Regions from separate parts of the Homo sapiens genome. Here all the other regions are linked to region 3. The links are chromatin contacts, found by Hi-C or POLR2A ChIA-PET in ENCODE. All regions are on one chromosome and are shown on one strand. Each heading gives the region's core, a stretch centred on a gene start or an enhancer-like site at or near the end of the contact. The rest is flanking DNA. Distances are from core to core; before and after follow the strand shown. Region 1 holds the start of KIAA0040. Region 2 overlaps TNN (tenascin N). Region 3 overlaps RABGAP1L (RAB GTPase activating protein 1 like).

Region 1 (3,906 bases), core at 433-2,932, 400 kb after region 3:
AACTGCAGTTTATTTCTGTATCTGTCTCACTTACCAGACTGAAGCTCCTCAAAAACAGAAACCATCTCATTATCTTTGGACTCCAAGGCCCTGGTATACTGGCCTGCACACGGTAGGTTTGGCAAATGTTGAATGAATGTATGGAATGGATGCATCTCCCTCTTTGGTGAAATCAATAACTTAGTTTGTTGAGTGTTTATTATTCTCTTGGGTTTAGTCTTTAGGGAAGAGGACAGAAGTCATACTCATTTCACAGGCCAAATATTGACAATGCATGGAGGCCAAAGAAACTTTTGTTTTACAACGCATCTCTTTCCTAAAATTGTATCTGGGATGGGGACAGAGAGGCAGAATTTCAGACAAAAGGAAAGACTTGGTCAGATTTTCCTGTACAGCTGCCTCTCCAGCCCAGCACTGGGTGAAGGGCAGGCACATCAGACTAAGTGGTTGATGCAACTGAACCAGTTTAAAGGCTGGTAAGACGCTTGCAGAAGTCTTTAGATAGAACTTGCAAACCATTTGCAAAAGGGTTAGGAACAGGTTGCATCAATGCTATGTTTAAGTCCTGCTCTTTGTAACTCAAGGCTCTCCCATTATCTAACAGAACTTCAGAATGAGGGTTCCTTAAAATTAGCTTCAGGTCCTTATGAGCTGTAGCTGAGCAAATGAAATGCAACTGCTTTAGAAGGGAGGAGCTTCCAAGATGCTCCAGTGGTCTTTTCCTTCCCTTCCTCGTATAACGCAATCGGTGGCACAATCCCGCTAAGTAGCATGGCATGCTGGCTGCCGGTGTTCTGTTAAATTAGGGTGAGTGCTTGTCTGTGCTTCAGTTTCCCTTTCGGTTAGGCAGGACTGGTCTTCCCACTAGCTATCATCTATAGTTTACTTAACTCTATTATCATATGATGAATCCCGTAAAGCTCTTCAGAATGTTAGGGAAACAGGTCCTATTATGTCCCCCACTCTACCTTCATGGGTGGGATGGGGGGTCTGGGGGTGGGACCACTGAGAGTCAAAGAAGTTAGGAAGTAATCTGTGTCACAGCAAGCTCCCTGGAAACTCTCAGAATAGCAAACAGGTTTCCTCTCCGCCCCTGGCTCCACGCCATATTTTCGTTTTGGCTAGTTCCTTAGCTCCAGAGAAAATCTGGCTTCACCTAGAATGGTTTAGAAACACCTAAGCCCGCGATGCTTTCCGGAGGGTCTCAGGCCTTAGCTTTCTCAGTAAAAAACAGAATTTCCATGTGTCCCCTTCAAAGCGCTCCTACCGGCAGCTGGAGTAAGGTAACTCCACCGCCGACCTCCGAGGAGTTCATGTGGACTCAGCCCAGGCGCAGAGAGGAAGACTCCTGAGAGTCCTCGCGAAGGAGGGAAACACACCAGAACTAAAGTTGTGAAGGCGCAAGAGGCTACTTAGGAATAATTCCTTGTATCTCTGGGGCAGGTCTCATCCTTCTAAAGACAGGAGTGACTGGGCGTCTTCTTCCAAACAGAGGGCGCTTAAAAATGTATTTTTAAAAAACATAACAGAAAGTCCTGAAACTCACCTTTCGGTCCGCGGAAGGGCTTCCTGCAGGCCCAGGGAATCTCCTGGTTGCTGCCCCGTCTGACAGCGCCCCGGGCCCTGGAGGGAGGTGTGGGTTCCTTTTTGGTTGCCTCTGCACTCCCACCCCGAGCCAGGTCTGGCGTGTAGGGCCCCGGCGCCGGCCAAGGTCGTGGGAGCCGCCCGCCCCGCCCCGCCCCGCCCCGCTCCACCCCCGCGCGTACCTGCCGCTGCCGCCGAGGGCAGCGCCCTCTGTGTTCCCTGCCTTCCTACGGGCCGACGCCTGGCATAGTTGAGGTTTCGCTCCAACTCTGTCCTGCCCCTGATGTCACAGGCACAACTTCCTGAATCTGGCTCGCCGTTCCGCCCGCTCCAGGGGCTCGGCCCAGGCTTTCCACCCTGGGCCAGCCCACCTCGGGTGCCTCTGGCCTTGGGCGCACACGCCCCAGACGCGCCCTCCCTCCCCGTCTTCCCGCCGGTGGCTCCCCACTCCCCGCCCCCCGCCATTACGTGTCCTTGCCCCCTCAGTCCCGGAACACGCCTCCTTCAGGACACAGCGGCTGCGGAGCCAGCCCCGGTGTCTCTCACAGACGCACCAGTGTTCCAGGAATGGGACACAGAACTCCGGGCAAACCCGGCTTCAGGGAAAACAGCTGCCTAAATAGAGGGCCTTCCTGGAAGGGGTGGGAGGCGTTGGAGAGGGATACCATGCGGCAGGTTGGGTGAAGGCTCCGATGTCTTATCGGGACAAATGAGCATGACAGTCCCCTCTAGCCAACGCCGGTTGCTCCAAGGGGTGCAGGTGACATCTCAGAAGAGTCTTTGTCTCTGCTGCCTGGAGGCGCTAAGGAAAACTGCGCCCCAGGAGCTGTCTGTCACAAGCAAATGACGGAGGGGAAAGCTGACTTCAAAAAGTTCTCAGGGGTTCTTCCCTCTCATCCTCAGCTGCTCTCCATCTACTTTCTATTCAGATCTCTTGGCTCTAGTTCCGAGCACATGGGATGCTAGGAAATGAAAAGACCTGCGCCCCTTTGAATAGGGGACTCCAGACACAAAGCTCTGATGATTCAGAGCTTGTTCAGTGCCTCCAGGGATACTGTGGGTGGGAAAAGAGGGGGATGCCAGGACCTGGCTGTGGATCATTTCAGGGGCCTCCTCAGTGTCATCCTGGGAGGTCCTCCCTGACAAGGGCCTGAAATGCTGTTCCCTCGACTGTATTTGCCAGGTACACAGGTACCAGGTGCCAGGTGCTGAACCAGGACTTGCCCTCCATCGACTGTGCCTGAGTATGGGTGTCCTTTGGCTTCTCCAAGTGGGCATTAAAATGACTGCTGCAACCAACTGTCACAACTGAGATTCAAGAGATTCCTTTCTGTTTATTCAGGAGAAACCACGTGGCTCTGAGTTGAAAGGCCAAAGAGAAAACCCACCATCCAGCCTGAAACGCCAAAAATGGCTAGAAAAAGAGGAAAATAAGTTATTTATTTATTTATTTATTTATTTTTTACAGAGGAAGACTAGATTCACAAGCCGGGAGAAGCTCAAATCTGTAATGACACTTTGAGCCTGCAGTTGTCTACCTATGTACAATGTACCTATGTACCTATGTAGGTTCCTCTAAAACTCCTGGAGCCTAAGGCCAGAGTATAGAGTCTAACAGGGCCATGAGGAAGACAGGCCTGGGATGGATGATAGTAAGGCCTTGAATGCTGGCCTGAAAATTTGGGAATGGGGATCTCCTGCCTGGAGGTTTACACACAGTGTATCATTCAACCTTTCACAACACATTTATGAGAGGTAGTATTATCCTCATTGTACAGGTGAGGAAATTGTGGTTGAGAGGAAGCTAAGGAAGTTCCTCAAGGTCACATAGCTAATAAATGGTAGAGCCAGGTTTGAATCCAAGTGTTTCCAACCGCCGCTCCCCCTGACCCAGTGCATCCTTTTACCACCATATCATCTAGTAGAGGAGGAACTTGCCTTCTGTGAAGGAATTCCACACTTGAGCAGGGATCATGTACAGGTCTTGAATGACGCCTATTGCGGGGAGGCCATAGAAAATACTTTCCTGAAAGTCTGGAGCAACATTACAGATTGGTTCTGGCCAGGGTGATGGGTATGTAGGGTTGCTTTTAAGAGAAAAGAGGAAGAAACTAAATGAGAAAAACAGGGGCAATCGAATTGAGCTCAGGGCTTCATGGACATGGTTGTCTGATCGTAGAAAGGAAACCAGGGCCATCCATAAGATGGTATCTCTAGCTATCTCAATTCATAAGGAGAAAAGTCTAATGCTGAAAACCAGAAAATTCTGTGGCAGAGAAATCAGGGACTTATAGGTGGGCTGGATGGTGGATTTACTCACAC
Region 2 (4,203 bases), core at 1,532-4,031, 350 kb after region 3:
ATAACTGGTAGGTTTGTTTACACCAAATCACCACAAACACATGAGTGATGCATTGGTCTGCAACCTTACGACAGCTGTGATGTCACTAGGTAATTTTCAGGTTTATTGTGATCTTATGAGACCACTGTCGTATATGCAGTCCCTTGTTAACTGAAATGTTCTTATGCAGGGCATGACTGTATAAAACATGAAAGTCAGATATAGAAAAAGGCAGTTATAATACAGTTGGGAAACATAGATGGACATTCATATGATTATGAGGATATTAACTGAATAAGAGGGGATTTAAAGATGCTATTTTGTGTGACTAAGCACACTGTCCATATCCTCCCACCCCATCTCTAAATGAGATCAGACTATGTTCCTGACAGCTTATTCCAGGTTCTTCCAACCCTTTGGTATAATACAGTACACACATTCCAGTCTGTCCCAGAGCCCTTGGGCCTCTTCAGTCCACATGGAGTCCATCTGATCATTTCTTTGGTTTCCAGTACCCTGTTGTCTGCTCTTGATCATGGCCATCGGTTAGCCTCAGCCTTTCCTTCTCAGGTTAAAGAAGTCTACATAAGCTCCATGCGTGGGACCCTCCCTGGACACAATATGAAGTGGGTGTTTTTCTTTGGCCCGTGTGCCCCACATCTCTCCCTGAAACCCAGTGCCCTCCCTGGCCTCCTGGTCAGGAACCTCACTCAGGCCTGTCCTCCCGGGCTGCACATTTCCTTTCCCTTGGCCATTACCATTTGCCTTTTCTGAAGCCTGTGTTAAAGTGATCCAGCAAATGAACTGATGCCAATGGGAAAGAGACTGAAAGGGAGTCAACATGTTTGGTGAATTATTTAATTCTCCTCCCAGGTACTCTGTTTGCATGTTAACTGCAATGAGGGGATAATTCCTGTTCTAAGGTTGTTCAGGCCAACAGTGCCAGCAAGTAGAGGATGTATTTTTTAATAGAATTATTTTTTAATAGGAGACTTTCACACAGCATTTAGGCAGCGATCTAGTCTTCCCATGTGTACTATCATTCCCGCTTTTAAATTCTGAATTACAATGGTAGGGTTAGTGGAGTTTTAGCGTTCCTTATGTACACTGATTTGTCCATGAGGAGGGTTTCAGAATTTAGAAAGCTCCTGGCTACTCATGTCTTGAATGCTGAGGCACTGTTTAGAGGACACGGCATTCAAATGGAAGGTGAATATTTTGATACCTCCCTGCACGCACCAGCTCTCCCCAGCCTCTATCTTCATTTTAGCTCTGATTAGAACTGGCATGCATGCAGCCTGGCAGGAATGTGTGGCTTAAGGCTTGCTCCCCACTCAGACTGTCCAGGTGGGCCCTCAACTTTTGACTTCCACTCAAGTTATATCAGAAAGTCCATTTTCCCTTCATGAAGCAAATTCCAGCAAGGTAATGATGTGTAAATTTAGTTTCTGATTCTGAGTCTTCTAGTGGGGGCAGGGAGGCTATCTTATGAGCTCCACCATTAAGATGTTATTCATCTATTTAGAGATCATAATGCAAACATAAAGAGCTAGGCATTCAGAATGGTGCAGAATGAATTCTAGGGCTAACCAATGATTTACAGCTGATTTCGAGTCCCACCTGCATGGGCCACAGTGGGGACACAACCAGGGATGGATCCCAACCTGGGGGCATTTGGAAATGTGACTGGGGAGCTCTGGAAGCATTTAGTGGGTTGGGACCAGGGATGGATTTTTAAATGCTGGCACCTGAAAAAGAAAAAAAAAATTAATGGGTACCTGGATGAAAGGGAGAGCTAGAAATGGCACAAATCATTTGTAATCATCCATTCCTAATCCTGAAATAAAAGACATTCAAGGTTCTGACACACACTACTGTGTCTGTGTGTGACTGACAGGGGATGCGATGTTAATGGCTTCTCCTGATCTTTGAAGGTTCAGCTGCCTGGGCCATCTTTCCCAACCTGGTGAATCCTAGAGGGGGAGAGTGGGCCTCAGAGGGACATTTTGATGAGATGGATGGTGACCAACTTGATCCCCTCTGAGTTTGGGCACAGACCTTTCATGGGCCTGCCATGAACCCCTCCAGTCCTCATTCTCACTCTCTACACTCTGAACATTAGGATGGCTTCAGTTTCTAGAAGGTAGAAAATCCTTCTGCAGAAAAAGACCTCCCACATTTGGGTGAAAACCTGCTTTACCTTTCTTTATCCCAGTGCCCAGGTTTAGATCATCACAAACATGTCTTTAAGAGAGCCTCTGCACAGATTCTTAGAAAGCAGCCCTGGGAACCTTCTATGTAAATTAGCTAAGCTGTGCTCATTTAAAGAAGGTTACTAAGGGAGACACTGCACGTTATTTCAAGCTGTGGTTAACTTTCTGTACAAAGTCTAGAGGGAGGCGGAAATGTGTATGACTAGCATGACAATATACCTTTCTTGGATTGGAGAAAACTACTGGAGACAGACCTGTCTGCTGTGTTTGCGTGGAAGTGGCCTCCGTGGCCCCAGAATCCTCCTGCTTTTTCTGGGTGAGGCATAAACGAGCTGCTGGTGAGATTGCAGACTTGGAGGGGGCAAATTAGGACCTTCCCTTTTAACATATGCTACCAACTCTGCATATTCACCCCACCCACTCCAAAAACGTTTTTGAGAGCAAGGACCTTCTTATTTTTGTGTTCACAGAGCCAAGCATGTGCTGCTCCACAGCAGGTATTCAGTAAATGTTCCCTAAAAAACAAGTGAAGTTGTAGACCAGAGGTTCTCACACTGTAGCCTGCGTCAGATCATCGGAAGGGCTTGTCAAGGCATAGGTTGCCGGGGCCCAACCTGTAGTTTCCGGTTCTGTAGGTCTGGGCTGGGGCCAAATAATTTGCATTTCTTTTTTCTTTTCTTTTTTTTTTTGAGATGGAGACTCACTCTGTCACCCAGGCTGGAGTGCAGTGGCACGATCTTGGCTCACTGCAACCTCCACCTCCCGGATTCAAGCAATTCTTCTGCCTCAGCCTCCAGAGTAGCTGGGACTACAGGTGTGCACCACCATGCCAGGCCAATTTTTGTATTTTCAGTAGAGACGGCGTTTCACCATATTGGCCAGGCTGGTCTTGAACTCCTGACCTCATGATCTGCCTGCCTCGGCCTCTCAAAGTGCTGGGATTACAGGTGTGAGCCACCGTGCCTGGCCCATTTGCATTTCTAACAAGTTCTCAGGGGATGTGGATGCTGCTGGTCTGGGAACCCCACTTGAAGAGCCATTGATAGATAGCTCTCTCTTGCTAGCGTGCAAGAAGCCCCCCATTGAAACAAGGAAGGCATAGGTGGATTGGTGTCTCAGAAAGAACCCTGGACTTGGAATCTCAGGACAGAGATTTGAGTCCCAGCTCTGCTGTTTGTGGACGGTGGGACCTTAAGAAGTTCCTAGAGTCTAACCTTTTTGAATTTGTTTCCCCACGGGACTAAGAGCTGCCCTGCTCACTTCACAGGGTTGCTGTGAGAGTGAGATGAGAATGCACATGCGAAGAAGATCGCTAAACTTAGAGCTGAGATATAAATGTAAGAATCTTTATTGCAGGAACAGAGCTTGATGAAGCTTGTGATTGATATGGGCCCTTATTGCCTTTTATGAGCAGAAAAAGAAAGCTTGTAAAAGGATGAAAAATATGATAGGGAAACAGGAGATACATAAGCAAAATAATTAAAGCAGTTTTCCAGATGGGATGTAATGAAGGACTGAATTTTACATGTGTCTCCAGAAGGGCTCTGGAAGTTCAGGAGTGTTTGTGTGTAGGTGTGTGTGTGTGTGTGTGTTAGGAGGGTGCATGGGAAGACCAATAAAGAGAATCTTCTTTAGAAGTGGCCTTGAGCTAGGCTTTGAAGGGATGGTTGGGATTTGGACAGATGAGGGCAGAGAGAAATCTCCTGGAAGGTGGGCTGGTCCACAGTGGAGGGTGTGTGGTGGAGATGGTGGGATGCAAGACTGTGCATAGGGCACAACCAACCTACAGGCCTGCAAGGCATGGAAGAGGAATTCACCTCCACGTGGTATGAAGTAGACTGTTAGGCCTGAGATGATGAAAATGGACGTCTAAACTCCAGAGGGGCTGGCAGGCAAGAAGCCAGAGAGAAGGCTGTTTTGTTAACACAGACCCAGGATGAGAGAAGGCCGAGGGTGGCTGTCATGGGAGCAGAGACATAGGGGTGTATGTGAGTGACCTGCAGAGGGAGGG
Region 3 (4,284 bases), core at 387-2,886:
TATCCTCCACTTTTCTTTTATCTTCCTTTTAAAAACTTCCCTGTCCTGGTCTCTCTTTAATTTTAAGGAAAAGAGCTGCTAAAATGTGTGCTTTATAGAGAAAGAAGCTTACTAGACCTTACATGTTCTCACTTATGGCATTTAGTGATAACCAGGGTGTCCCTAAGCAATTGAATAGTGATACCAGACCAGCTTCTGCATGGTACAGCTTTAATGTATTATTGTTTGAACTTCATTAATAATTAGACTTGCGACGAAAGTAACCAGTTCAAGTGATCTTATAATCAACTTTGTGCCTCAGCACCTGGAACTTTGAGAGAGCCACTGTGTTCATTTATCAGGAGGCATTCTGCTTCCTCTGTGGTGTGCCATTCCCTGACTTGGTAAAGAATATTGTCTCTCTGGCAGTTTTGTATTAGTGAGTTATACAAAGGAGGTCATAGCAAACCACCTGTACTTTAGAAAGTTAACACAGAAACACTGAAGAGGTATTTCTTCTTTGTGGTACTTCTTATATTCAAGCTTGGCTCTATTTCCGTAGCACACCAGTCCAGGCTCTCATTTTCTCACATTCGATTGACTACAAGAGCTTTCTGACTTGTCTACCTTCAGTCTCTTCCTCTCTTAAGCTGTCCTGCCCTCTGCTATTAGATTAATCTTTCTAAAAGGTAATCTTCGTAGCATTCCTCACCTACTTGTTGTCCAGTACCCATCTTTTTGGAATTCCATTTTCATCATAATTTGGCCTCAGATGTACTTACTGGCCTCAAATGTACCTATTGGACACATTGGGATGAAGTCTTGTTCTGTTGCCCAGGCTGGAGTGCAATGGCATGATCTCGGCTTACTGGAACCTCCATCTCCCAGGTTCCAGTGATCCTCGTGCCTCAGCCTCCTGTGTAGCTGGAATCACAGGCGTGCACCACCACAACTGGCTAATTTTTTTGTATTTTTAGTAGAGATAGGGTTTCACCATGTTGCCTAGGCTGTTCTCGAACTCCTGAGCTCAGGCCATCCTCTCTCTTCAGCCACCCAAAGTGCTGGGGGTTCAGGTGTGAGCCACTGCAGTCAGCCTGTTTTATGCTTTTAAGTTTCTTCTCTTTCCTGAAGTAGTTGACTGTTACATAACATGTATTATCCAAAGTTCACAGGATACTCTAAATACCAATATTATGATATCCTTATTTTTAAATATAGAAACCTTTCTCCTCTTACCAAAAACCACAGTGACTCAGCTACTTGCATGTCTAAAATGGTCTCTGCATTTTTCTGTGGCTAGTCTTTATGATGGTTATAGATCAGTAATAGCCTTTTTGGAAGCATAATATTATGTATTAATCATGGCATTCTTAAGGAATCACTGCAATTAACCAGGTAGACCAATTTAGTTGGACCGTGGTCTGTTTTTTTAGTATGTAAAAACATGGGTTCAGGGGATTAAAACAACTCAACATTCATGAAGAATATATTTTCAGATGCTCTTACATTCCCTGATTTTTCAATACTGCTACGATTTTTTTTTACAGAGTTTCTTTACTTATGAAATTGATATAAAATAACTGCCTTGTCATAAGAATGTATAATAACTGAGAAGGGCAAAGACTGTAAGCTAAATTTACTCAGCATCTGCTACATGGGAGTGACTCAGTTCATTGCTCAGCAAACCCACAAGTTACTGTGTTGTGTCTCTGTGGGGTCTCCTGGGGAGAACAGAAACAATAAATGTTAAATCTGTAAATGTGTCAAGGGGTCACTGTGGTTGACTCTTGGTTGCTAAAGGAAACAGAGGTTCTAAGGCCCTGTAAAATTATAATATTTCAAAGTGAAAATGAATGAATTAATAGAAGAAGCTGAGACAAGGATCTTATTTTGTGTTTGTTTTCCTCTCAATACCCTTGCCAATTAACATTTTTTGAATCTCTTGCTCTTCTCCACTGTAAGCCTGCCCTGATATTTTCTAATTGGATACAGAGATAATACATAACTGGCCAGGTGTGGTGGCTCATGACAGTAATCTTGGCACTTTGGGAGGCTGAGGTGTGCAGAGCACTGGAGGCCAGGAGTTCAAGACCAGCCTGGCCAACATAGTGAAACCCCATCTCTACTAAAAATACAAAAAAATTAGCTGGCTGTGGTGGCTCACACCTGTGGTTCCAGCTGCACAGGAGGCTGAGACACGAGGATAACTGAAACCTGGGAAGCAGAGGTTGCAGTGAGCCGAGATCATGCCACTGCATTCCAGTCTGGGAGACAGAGCAAGACTTTGTCTCAAAAAAAAAAAAGAGAATACGTAACAAAGAAGTAAGAAAACAATTTCAAGTGGTGATAAATGTCATAAAAGAAATAATACAAATTTTTTACTGCCCTTCATTAGATAAAGATAGTAAGAGAGAAGGCCTCTGGGCCGGGCACGGTGGCTAATGCCTGTAATCCTAGCACTTTGGGAGGCCAAGGTGGGTAGATCACCTGAGGTCAGGAGTTCGAGACCAGCCTGACCAACATGGTGAAACCCCGTCTCTACTAAAAATACAAAATTAGCCAGGCATGATGGCTGGCTATTTTTGAATGCCAGTAATCCTAGCTACTCAGTAGGCGGAGTCAGGAGAATCGCTTGAACCCAGGAGGCAGAGGTTGCAGTGAGCCAAGATTGCGCTATTGCACTCTAGCCTGGGCGACAAAAGTGAAAAAAAAAAAGAAAAGAGAAAGCCTCTGTGAGCAAAATGACATTGGAATTGAATGATGCAGTAGAGCTAGCCATATGAAGATTGGCGGCAAAAACGGTGCAGAGGCCCTTCTGAAATTCTGCTGCATCTATTTGAAGCCATGAGTGTGTGTGTGTGTGTGTGGGCAGGGGGCGGGGGGTATGTGTTTATGTATGGTGGGAGAGCTAGAGTGGGAGGAGGCTGTGCAATCTATTACCACCTTTGTTTCACAACATGGACTTGTCCATTTCAAGAAAAAAAAAATGAGGCTGAGCGTGGTGGCTTACACCTGTAATCCCAGCACTTTGGGAGGCTGAGGTGGGTGGATCACTTGAGGTCAGGAGTTCGAGACCAGCCTGGCCAACATGGTGAAACCCCGTCTCTACTAAAAATACAAAAATTAGCCTGGCGTGCTGGCACGTGCCTGTAATCTCAGCTACTTGGGAGGCTGAGACAGGAGAATTGCTTGAACCCAGGAGGCAGAGGTTGCAGTGAGCCAAGATCGTGCCATTGCACTCCAGCCTGGGTGAAGAAGAGAGACTCCATCTCAAAAAAAAAAAAAGAAAAAAAAATGAATGTCCCTATCTTGACATATTAATTTTGTAGAAATAAATTCACTTGCTAATACATGGGTTGGCCCATATAACTCCTCCATTGAAAATATTATTTTTTACAGTGACAGCTGTTAAACATATACCTAACATTCTATGTAATATGAAGATGAAGATGTTAGAGATTGCAAATTTAATAGGGAATTGGAGATGGACCATAGGAAGAAGGTAGAGACAATTCACAACTTACTAGGATGAGTACAACACCTCATTATTTTTTAACAGCAATGACAATACACACACATAAAGATAAAAAAATGCTGGTCTAGCTTGAGAGGATCAGGGAATAGTCTAGATTCTATACACGATAATTTTAATCTGATCAATTCAAAATTTAAAAACAGGCTTCTGCTAACATATGTTTATACCTTCTGCTTAAGCTTGAAAATAAATATGAGCTTTATCCACACTGTCCAGGAAAGGGGATGAACGAACTGAGATAGCATTCCATTTTCAAGCCTGTGCCACTAACATGGCTTCAAGAAAGCAGCTCTTACAGAGACGCTGTGGCTGAGCTGCCAAGGATGTAGCTCCTTGAACTGTTCATCTGGAAAAGAAAGTGCTTATCAGTTAAAAATTGAGAAGGCAGATGTGCTTTATTATAACAACTGTGTGTTTAGAAGTGACAGTTCTCAGGGCAGACTTGTGGATACCCCTTCTCAACTCAACCTAAGAATCTTAGATTCTTTCTTACCAGATGGCAGGCTCAGGTTCCTGACCAGTTCCACGTGGAATAAAGTGGTGAAGCATAATCTTTCTAATAAGATAGGTTCTTTATGGGATACATTACTTGAAAGACCAGATTACAGTGCAGGAAATGCTAGGTTCCCTGCCGTGCATCTGTGCTCTGAATATCTTGGCTTCCTGACTCTGCCTCTGACAAGTTTTATGATGATGAGCAGTCACTTATCTACTGCCTCAGTCTTTTCAACAGGATAAACATGTTAGACCTTGGTGTTTTCTAGGGTCCA

The links. Hi-C counts contacts between places; a loop is a spot of excess contacts on that map. ChIA-PET counts read pairs that join two places held with the same protein, here RNA polymerase II (POLR2A). Pooled maps may share reads with other maps.
Region 1: a loop to region 3 is called in a map of CD8-positive, alpha-beta T cell, with 1.8 times the contacts of the local background. The contact joins the promoter of KIAA0040 here to the enhancer-like site in region 3. A Hi-C loop is called at or near these places in 1 of 168 maps with a recorded cell type or tissue (CD8-positive, alpha-beta T cell), 1 of 37 single-sample maps with no recorded cell type and 7 of 50 pooled maps.
Region 2: a loop to region 3 is called in a pooled map, with 3 times the contacts of the local background. The contact joins two enhancer-like sites. A Hi-C loop is called at or near these places in 4 of 168 maps with a recorded cell type or tissue (HCT116, IMR-90, endothelial cell of umbilical vein and 1 more), 7 of 37 single-sample maps with no recorded cell type and 11 of 50 pooled maps. POLR2A ChIA-PET finds 5 or more read pairs at or near these places in 1 of 52 experiments (activated T-cell).

What each region holds. Positions count from the first base shown.
Region 1 is chr1:175,191,094-175,194,999 of GRCh38, forward strand. KIAA0040 reads right to left here and starts at 1,683. Exons shown (of 4, transcript NM_014656.3): 1 at 1,547-1,683. RefSeq lists enhancers at 886-935, 1,076-1,125, 1,366-1,515, 2,236-2,345.
Region 2 is chr1:175,139,755-175,143,957 of GRCh38, forward strand. The region is part of intron 17 of TNN (tenascin N); the gene reads left to right. Among named protein-coding and RNA genes, the nearest start is that of KIAA0040, 51 kb to the right of the region's middle. Within about 2 kb of position 2,782, at least 2 of the 41 ENCODE cell types and tissues checked have a DNase peak (open chromatin) inside an H3K27ac peak, as active enhancers do.
Region 3 is chr1:174,787,940-174,792,223 of GRCh38, forward strand. The region is part of intron 18 of RABGAP1L (RAB GTPase activating protein 1 like); the gene reads left to right. Among named protein-coding and RNA genes, the nearest start is that of RABGAP1L-AS1, 160 kb to the right of the region's middle. RefSeq lists an enhancer at 1,556-1,615. Within about 2 kb of position 1,637, at least 3 of the 41 ENCODE cell types and tissues checked have a DNase peak (open chromatin) inside an H3K27ac peak, as active enhancers do.